2 separate regions of the Mus musculus genome follow, and region 1 is linked to region 2. Evidence: chromatin loops called from intact Hi-C (ENCODE). Cell type or tissue: gastrocnemius. All regions are shown on one strand.

The links. A loop is a pair of places that touch in the nucleus more often than their neighbours do. Peaks named below come from ENCODE experiments on the same cell type or tissue, not always from the same donor. Only the 100,000 strongest peaks of a DNase experiment are listed, where the experiment ranks them.
Region 1: a loop joins it to region 2, with 5 times the contacts of the local background. A loop is called at or near these places in 13 of 42 quality-filtered maps.

What each region holds. Positions count from the first base shown.
Region 1 is chr15:91,302,299-91,307,298 of GRCm38, reverse strand. The region is part of intron 7 of Slc2a13 (solute carrier family 2 (facilitated glucose transporter), member 13); the gene reads left to right. Among named protein-coding and RNA genes, the nearest start is that of CN725425, 110 kb to the right of the region's middle. In gastrocnemius, a CTCF peak has its summit at 2,664 (motif pointing right); a DNase peak (open chromatin) is centred at 2,668.
Region 2 is chr15:90,990,219-90,995,218 of GRCm38, reverse strand. It overlaps Kif21a (kinesin family member 21A), which reads left to right. Exons shown (of 37, transcript NM_001109040.2): 5 at 744-878; 6 at 1,351-1,518; 7 at 3,394-3,509. Among named protein-coding and RNA genes, the nearest start is that of Gm52216, 36 kb to the left of the region's middle. In gastrocnemius, a CTCF peak has its summit at 2,178 (motif pointing left); no DNase peak of the experiment used is centred here; H3K27ac peaks cover 660 bases.

The sequences.
Region 1 (5,000 bases), 310 kb before region 2:
TATCAACAAACAGAAATTCACATGAGTCCTGATTCTGTTAAAAGCCTGACAAAATTAATGGCAAAAGTTAATTTTTTTTCTATTCTTGTGAGGCAGGGTCTTGCTATATATCCCTGTCTGGCCTTGAACTCGGAGCGACTTTCCTGCCTCTGCCTCCTGAGTACTGGGATCAAAAGTGTAGCTGCCACCCAGCTTAAATGTTCATCTTTTTCTTACCCATTTTTCAGACTTCTTTAAAAGTAGGTCAACATTCAATTTGGTATCTAGCGAGTCTCATCAAGCACAAATGCCTTACAGTGCATATTCTTTGTGATCTCTTCCAATGGTACCAGACTTCTGTGACTCATCTAGATCGTTGATATACTCTTTCATTGATGTAAGTCGATGCTGTCCCTGCAGTGAGACATTATATATGTAATTAAAGGGTAATTTAAAAGGCATCAGAAAGTCTTTTCAAGACTTTCAAGTTAACTGCTTTCTCCTTTATGTTTGGCTTGTGATAAGGAAAAAGAAAATTGAGTAAAAGTAGATTGCAATTGAATATTCTGATATGATGATTTAATAACATTTTATCCCTTTAGAACTTTACAGCTAAGTTAGATGTGTAGCTTCAGATAAACTTATTGTCTGTAGTGCTCAGAAAATAGCAGCTGTAGTGTAGAGATGCCAGCCTTGCGTGCGCCTTTAAGGTGTTTGGAGTGGAAAAGCTAAGAGTGGCTGCCGCTGTTTCCACATCCTTTTACAGAGTGCTGTGGAAATCTTCACAGACCATCGGTTATGTGTATTGGTGTGTGCTTGTATCAGAAAAGCATGAGACACATATCCCAGGGCTCTTTAGACTGTGGCATGTTTCCAAGACTTACCAGTACAGCCTCGTACCGCATACTAGCACACAGTGACATGTGGCATGCCTTTACAGCTATGAGGATATTTTCTCTTACCAGTATTATCTGGTAAGATTATAATTCTGACAGTTATCTGGAGAGTTAAGGAACATAGCATTGCTTCTTTTATAGCTTTATGATGTACACACATACATATATGTCAAACTAGATGTTAAAATATGAAGGTGGATGAGTAAAAGCAACTTCACCATATTGTCTTTCTTCTCTCACCTCCACACGGATGCTGTGTCACAAGCATGCTCATAGACACACACAAACACACAAATAATAATTTTAATCTAATTTTATCATTTTATTTATAGCACAAATTTTATCTATTCACAATTAAAGAATGTTGAACAACAACTCGATTGCCCTAAGTGAAAAAAAAAGAGTCCGTCACACATTGCCAAAAAGTGTACATATTCAATGTGGAGAAGTAATATAAAAAACATTTCTTCACATGAGGCCTGTCCTTAAAATAACATTTTAAGTTTAGCAAGCGTATTAGTCAGCGTTCTCAAAAGAAACAAACTGATTGGGACATTACAGTCTGGGTGGCCCAACACTGGCTGCCTTCACTAGAGTCTGAGGACTGGCAGTGCCCAGTCCCCTGGGCTAGAGTCTCAGCAGTGCTCCAGACAGTGCTCAAAGCCTGGAGGATTCCTGGGAACCCATGGTCTTCAGTCCACATTGGAAGGAAAAAAAAAGAATCTGGATTCTTACCTTAGTAAAGAATGTCAATGGCTGTGCTGGTGGCAGCCACAGCTAATGAACTCATAGAAAGATGCAAATATGGATAGATGAATGGTGCTCAACCTTCCTAATGCTGTGACCCTTTAATGCAGTTCCTCATATTGCGCTGACTCCCAGCCACAAAATTATGTTCTCTGCTACTTCATATTGCCATCTTGCTACTGTTATAAATCGCTGAGAACCGCTAGGGTAGATGAACGCACCAGTCTGACAAGAAGGCAAAGACATAAAACACAAAAGCCTTTCCCCTCAGACCTCCTTGGATCCCTGTTGCTGCCAGAAATCCCACCACATTCACAGGCAGTCTTTCCACTTCACTTACTGTAATCAAGAGAATTCCTCCCAGGTGCGCCCAGGCTCTGCCTCCAGCTCAGCTCCATACCCACTCAAGTTGTCAACAAGATCAAGCATCAGAGCCAGCAAAAGTCAGTTCAGAACAATTCTGCGCATCTAGCAAAATACTGCAACAATTTTAACACCGCTAGAATGTAAGACATTCGTCATCTCTTGTCTTGACAAGGCCTAGCGGCATAGCTCTTTGTTCTGTCGCCTGCAGAGGAACGCAAATGCTTACCCAGGTCCTGAGTGCTAGTCTTTGACAAAAATTATACATCTGAGGCTTTACGTAGATTGTACATGTAAGACTGCCCCTGGAAATGTAACAGTAGCAATAATCTTATAAGAAACGCTTGAATATGCATTATCTAGAAATATTTTATTTCTGTAACTGTGTCTTAACGTCAGTAGGCCTCAGTTCAACCAGATCTGTCCCCAAACAACACTGTCCCCAAACAACACTGTAATCCCTTTGAAATAGCTCGTGATTTGGGAACAGATGTCAAAATTCTCTATACATCTCTCAGTGCCATCAGAGAAACCACATAAGTCGTATCTGATGTGTCTAAGTTGCTGTATAGAGAATGGTTGCTAGGCCCTACTGTGTCCAGATTCTCCAAGTTCTTAAAAGGGCTACACCCAAGGAAGCAGTTACAGCATTACAGAGGCACTAGGCTTTTTCCCAGCAGGTGGCAGTGTTGTCAAAGGTTTTATCTCTGTAAGAAGTGACCCTCTTCTGGTTGAAAATGCCCCCACCTATTAAGAAAGCTGTTAATCCTGGGTCCCGTTTACGTGGCTTGCATGAATCCAAGTCCTCTCTTAAAGCATAGAGAGTTGTACATAAGGCAGGACCAAGCATTTGTCTTGTCGTCTACAAAGGCATCTACTTATACAATGCTCCTATAATTGCTGTTTCCAGTTTTAGACCAAGCCTTCCCTCTACGTCTGCAGTGGCCATGTGGTTTTGCAGGAAAAACGCATCCTGTCCCTTTTTAAAGTTTGGAGATCCAGTTTCCACACATTATGAAGGATACAAGTGAGTCCTTAGGAATTGAAGAGGAGTTGCCATACTGGGAAAGAAAAAGTAGTGGAGAGGGCTTCCCATGCCTTGTCTAAATACTTCTAAATGGTGGCTGTATCCTCCTTGCCTCCCAGACAAGGGAGTTTCCATTCTGTCTTGAATGGAAACTCAGGAGAGACCCCAAAAGAAAGAGTTGTGGTCCCGGGCACAACATAACACAAATAAATGATGGCCGTAGGGAAGTCTCTCACTTGGGACTGCTACATCACACAAAACAGGTCGCCCCAAAATAGGTGTGACAGCCTCAATCTGACACAGCAAATGAAGTGACCTCATCTCTTAGCTGCTTTTGATTTTTGCTACCTGTGAGTCTTTGGGGGTGGGGGGTTGAAGGATGAGTAAAACTTATTTTCTGTCATAGACTTTAGGAGAAAGCTCTTAGCAAAACCCATGTATCCCATACAAACGCTTGTAAATTAACAGAACTTTTACAAACCCAGTGAATGCTGTTTCGAATAAACAAAAAGACCTTTAGTGAAGGTTTTTATGCTTATTGTCTCTGTAAAACGTTTGCCTGAGGAGATACTCTTAGTGGTAGTTTACAGCATCTTAATGTTTTATGAACTAACTCGGAGCGCTGAATATATCATTTTAGTAAGTATTAAGAAGTTTAGAGTATCTAAATTTATAACATCAGGCAGTATAGATTTAGCAAGTCAATTCTACGAAGGGAGAGTTGAAATGAAATTGTATTTATGACCCAGCAAAGCAGAGGAAGTGCATCTGGCTGTACTTAAAGCTTTGTGAGAGGTCCTTTAGTCACTTGACTGTTTCCACATTAACATTTGAATCCTAAACAACCAGCAAACTCGGATTTGGCATCTCACTGCCTACATTTCCCTTAGGATGGACAGAGAGAACGCCCTTCACAAGAAGTGAAGATGCCAGAGCACAGCAACCTGTGAGTCTAAGATCTGGGTAAAAATGCCTACACATGGTGGGCATCCTGAGCCTATTAGATCTGGACTCACACAGACTGGGTCAGAGGGGTTGTTTTCTCTGTTAGATATGGAACGATGGAGGTGCGGTGGAAATAGAAGAAGGCAGGCAGGCATCTCCAGAAGCAGAATTATTCTTAAATCAGGCTACCATCCTTCCATGGAAGTGAGACCTTGTGCATACGGTGTGACGGTTTTGGGGTCTTACAGGATGGGTAAGGGGGAATGCTGGGGATGACAGTCCATCCGCAGGTCCCTTCCTCTGTGTCGGGAAGTGGTAGAGCCCTGCAGATTTGCCATATGGATCTTACCAGAAGCTTCCGTAGGCATTGTCAGTCAAGTACACCTGAAGCCTGTAAGTCATTAACTTTCATACGGGGTCAAACCTCAGTCCACCCTTGAGCCTTGTAGGTCATGAAGCCTTTACTCTGCGGTCTGTGGAATCCTTATATAGATCAGCCTTTAATGGGTCTGTTGCTGCTACCATCAAGTTTCTAGCTTCCATTAAGTTAACTATCACACTCATCAACTAATAAGCAAAAGAGCACCTCAACATAATTATATTAGGAACAGAGATGGGAGGCAGGTAAAAATCAAGACCTGAGTTAACTCTCTGGAACCCATGTTGAAGAAGAAGGAGGAGGAGGAAGAGGAAGAAGAAGAAGAGGAAGAAGAGGAAGAAGAAGAGGAAGGAGGAGAAGAAGAAGGAGGAGGAGGAGGAGGAGAGGAAGAAGAGGAAGAAGAGGAAGAAGAGGAAGAGGAAGAAGAAGAAGAAGAAGAAGAAGAAGAAGAAGAAGAAGAAGAAGAAGAAGAAGAAGAAGTAGTAGTAGTCAGCTACATACAGTGAACACATTTGTAATTCTAGCACTCCTAAAACAAGATGGGAGGCAGAGACAGAGATCCTGGCAAGCTTGAGCTGGCACAAAGTTACGTGGCACATCGGAAACAAGGGGGAAACAACCTTGCCTCAACAGGTTGGAAGGGAGAAATCTCTCACTACGTCCT
Region 2 (5,000 bases):
AGGAACCTGGTGCCCACATGATGGAAGGAAAACCAATCCCCAAACTTCCAAATGTTGCTGTCTGATCCTATGCATGTACTATGTCTGACGCGTGTGCACACACACTGACATATGAATTGATGCCAAAATGAATTTAATGGAATACTGTTGCTAACTCCTTAGCATAACGTTTGTGTCTTGCTAATTCTTTACCATAACAACACCGAGAGAGGCCGTCATCCTTGGCAGATGATGTCTGAAGTTGGGTGCAGTGTGTGTACAGCTCACATGCCAGAGCTACAGAGGGCTAAACTGTGCTGAAGTACGAGGTTGTAATCCATTCGTTCTTTGCTCGTGAGGTTTAGGATTGTGTCTTGGCTTTTATAGGGACGCATTTAAGAAAAAAATAATAATCTTAAAAAAAATGAGAAGAAAAAACTCAAACAGGGACGCCTAACTGATTCGGATTACTGTGGAGTCCGTCGTCCCAAAGCCTTCTACTGTAACAGTTTGGAGTGGAAGCTGTAAATGTCAGCATAGGACGGACAATGGGACTTAGTGTTTTCTCCTAGTCAAAAAAAAAAAAAAAAAAAAGGAGAGTGCACCATTGTACTGAGAAGTTCAGCTGAGATGGGCCTATAACAAAAAGATAGGATGAGAGATCTTCCTTTATGTCCGTCAGCACAGTGGGTTTTAGCCGGCAGCTCAGCCAGAAGGTTGGCTGGTGCCTGTGTGTCAAGTGAAGCTTCTCTTCCCCGTTGCAGATGATGCAGTGTCTGAAGCTGGGCGCTCTCTCGCGCACCACGGCCAGCACCCAGATGAACGTACAGAGCTCTCGTTCACACGCCATCTTTACCATTCACGTGTGTCAAACCAGAGTGTGTCCCCAAACAGATGCTGTGAGTTCATTTTTCTTGTTTCTTAAACATTTTGCCTTTAGATCAGTACATCCTATGCACCTCTGGAGAGGCGTTTGATCCAGTTTTATTTGATTTTATTTGATTTTTTTTCTTCCTCTTAGTTTCCTTTTGTTGTTGTTGTTGTTATTTATTTAAAGGAAGCTGACCAATTGTGTAAGACTTTGGAAAACAAACAAAAATACTGAATATCTGTTTGTTATGACCAAGTGGAGGGGTCATCCTCTAGGCTCTTTGTGGTTAGGGCTGTTTTGTCTATTTTCCTTCATCAGCAGAGCCTTAGTTCAGTACAGCTGGAGATTGCTGTCCAAACTTTTTCTCTGATGTTTTCATTTATGCTTGCATGGCTATGCCACTGTTTCTCCAGCTGTGCAAGGGGGCAGATGTGGACAAGGTTACAGGGTGTTTGATGTCACATTAATGAGGAATCTTCGATTATCTTCCGCCATCCCAGGAGAACGCAACTGATAATAAGCTGATCTCCGAATCGTCGCCAATGAATGAGTTTGAGACGCTGACGGCGAAGTTTCACTTTGTTGATCTGGCGGGATCGGAAAGACTGAAGAGAACCGGAGCTACAGGCGAGAGAGCAAAAGAGGGCATTTCCATCAACTGCGGGCTTGTAAGACCACAAGAGACACGTGCCCTCTCTGCTGTCCCTCTCTGTTTAGCTTGGTTGGTTTGGTGATCATTAAGTAGTGCAGGCTCGCCTCACAATGATTCTCCTGCCTCAGACTTTGCCATCCTGGAGTTATAGACATACATTATCAGGGCCAGCTTCCTTTTCTCTACTGTATTCACAATATATCTCATGGAAATCCTCACTGTCTTGAAGGCTAAAGCAACAGTAATACATTGACCTTCTGACCACACTGTCTGTTATCCCACCCCCACGTCGCGGGCTTTCTTATGTCTTAGTTTGGCTCGCTCAACCTTTCTAGTATGTGCAAAAGCTGACAGATGGGAACAATGTTTTTAAACTTCTTTCCACACTTGAAAACATACATTCAAAGCAAGCCCTTAAAGTTAAGTATTTCCTTGGACAAGACACAAAGGTCACCTTGGTTGACATTTTGTGACACTGGTTTTATTGACTGTGTGGATCATTGGAAAGCTTTTTAACAGTTTATTTTTATTATGTCTTTGTATCTCAGAGTCTGATCTATTTTGTTGGAATTTTGTCCAGAGTCCAGAGATTTATCCATTTTTTTTTTTTTTTTACAAAATAGTTTGTATTAGGAATTAACTTTAATGCTCTGCCACCTAGTGGTATTTTGATAGGCAAACGCCTTGTGGTTGAGTTAGCAGAAGGTTTCATTATGTGCAAGAAAATATTTTAGAACACTCTTTTGCATGCCTTTCCTTCTTGCTCTCCTCATTATAGTATTAGACATCTGTTCCCGTGTAAGGAACAGCACTGCTAAATTCCTGTAATGGTGACACCTGGTCATATGCTTCTACTTGGACCCTTCTTGTCCTGCAGTGGGACCTCCAAACTTTAGGGGTTTTGTTTGTTTGTTTTTAACCAGTGCCCATTGATCCCAGTATGATTACATTTCTGTTAGGAACTGTCCAGTGAAGCTTATTAGAGAGACCCTAATCTCCCAATATCAAGGCCCTCATGGACAGGCTCCCTCGTAGTCAGGCCTGAGCCCTACACTTTGAATGTTGTCTCGGATGGATTAGGACACGTGTCCCGAAAGGGACAAAATCCATTGCTCAATTTCCCGTCGAGGCTGTTGAACTTTGGTGTGGCCAGTACTGAATTCCGTAGATTCTGGAAAAAGAGGCCGAGATACAGTATGACTCATGCCACTTGCTGGATGGTGACTTGGCCCTGACAGTCCGTGTTTCTGGTTGTCTCGTGACTGAAAGCTGATATGATTAGTGTGGGGAATGCGTTCCTCGTGGAGTCCAGCCCGTTCACGGCAGGAAAGTATAGCTATAGAGATATTAATGATTTACCTTTTATAACGTTGGATATTGAACACATATCATGTCATATATATATATATATATATATATATATATATATATATATATATATTTCTAAAGTATTACTTGTGTAGTGAATCCTTGCTCAGGGAAATGACACTAATATTTTCCTTGTGGCTATGAGAAGTATTAGCCACATAGACCATTTGTATTATAGCAGGAAACTTTCAAGGAGCTGGGGACTTGCTAAACGTTTGATTTAAATTGAGAAAAACTCATAATACGAATGAGTAGTTCCCTGAAGATGTAACCTGAGCTCCAGGCATGGTCAGACTTAGTCAGTCTTTAAACATTTCTGTTTTAAGGGAAAATCTCTGGACTCTAAGGGCTATGAGTAACACATGTGTTACTGAGCTTACTTGTATTTGGAAATACAAATGTGAATTAAATCCAAACACGGGGTTCTTAATTTTTATCTTGTTTCCTACAGGCTGTCCTTATTAGTTAAAAGCGCTCTAGTTAATAAGCATATGATTTTCCCCTCTCTCCTTTTCTCTGTCAGTTGGCTCTTGGGAATGTAATCAGCGCCTTGGGGGACAAGAGCAAGAGAGCCACCCATGTCCCTTACAGAGACTCTAAGCTGACAAGACTCTTGCAGGATTCCCTTGGGGGTAACAGGTATGTGTTCATCCGTGTTCTAGGTTTAGATTGCATACAATTTTTAAGGTGTTATCTGTAAGATGATTTATAAGAACTGCTTTTATTTTAAAGCAAATGAATAGGGCAAAAAAGTGACAGATACCTAAAATGTGTAAATCATTTTATACATAATAATTCTGGTAGTACTTATAATATTCTTTGGGTAGTGCTGATATTACTATTTTATTGACGAGTTAAAGTTGGGAAAGTTTGGTGATTTATTGAACACCGTATAAGTTTTAAAGGAAATCAGCAATACATGCTTGTTCTACAGTAGTGTAGCTTCTCATTTGCATACAGGAGAGGCCACAAGAATTTTGTTGGTAATAAATGAAACCTTCTAAATTACCACAAAGTCGTTTAAATATTATTGACAGTTTCTCACAAAGTCTAAGGTCGGAACTTGTTTTGTTATGCTGGAAAAGTTGTCAGAAAATGTCAGTTGGATAAAATGCAGGGCGTTTGCTGACGAGCTGTTGGATTCTGTGCTCTCTTACCCTCTAACCCTTTGCACTGGAGGACTTCATGGCTAAACATTTCCTTCTGCTACACAGTCCCTTCTTTCTCCTCCATTGACTGTGTAAATGGAAACTTTTGGGTTTTTGGCATTTGAATTCATTCATAGCCTATTTCAACAAGTTAAACACGCTCCGCACATTTCCTTGATTATGCTTTTAGTGGTCTAAAAGTCATGTTTATTGAGTAGAGGCCACACAATGAACAATCTGGGAATTACGTCTCTTTTTGGACTGCAATTTTTTAAAAAAGACTTTTGAATAATTTTGAATTTAGGTTTAAAATCAGTTTGCCTTAGAAAAAGATCTGTGTAATCCAGCAGCGTTTTAAAATATCTCTTCCTTTTATGTAATCTTGGCATGGTCTTCTTTCTCTTTAGATGTATTGCATGTTTGAATGCAATATGGCTTCCTTTGTTGCATATTTTAAAACCTGTTTTTAGTATTTTCCGTATGTTTTTCAGGATCAATCTAGTTTCATAACAAAGTAAAAATTGTTTTTGAGCCCAATGAACATTTTCTAATTTCCTTCCTTCCCTTCCCTTCCCTTCCCTTCCCTTCCCTTCCCTTCCCTTCCCTTCCCTCCCCCTCCCCCTCCCCCTCCCCCTCCCCCTCCCCCTCCCCCTTCCTTCCTTCCTTCCTTCCTTCCTTCCTTCCTTCCTTCCTTCCTTCCCTCCCTCCCTCCCTCCCTCCCTCCCTCCCTCCCTCCCTCTCTCTCTTTCTTTCTTTCTTTCTTTCTTTCTTTTGTTTTCCTTTTTTGCTTTTGAGACAGGGTCTTTCTGTATAGCCCTGGCTGCCCTGAGACTTCCTATGTTAGACCAAGGCTGACCTTGAGCTCACAGAGATCTACTTGCCCCCGCCTCCCAAGGGCTGGGGTTAAAGGTGTGCCCCACCACACTCAGCCCTCAGCCCTGTGTTCCTTTAAAGGTACAATTCTATAACTTGAACTGTGAAA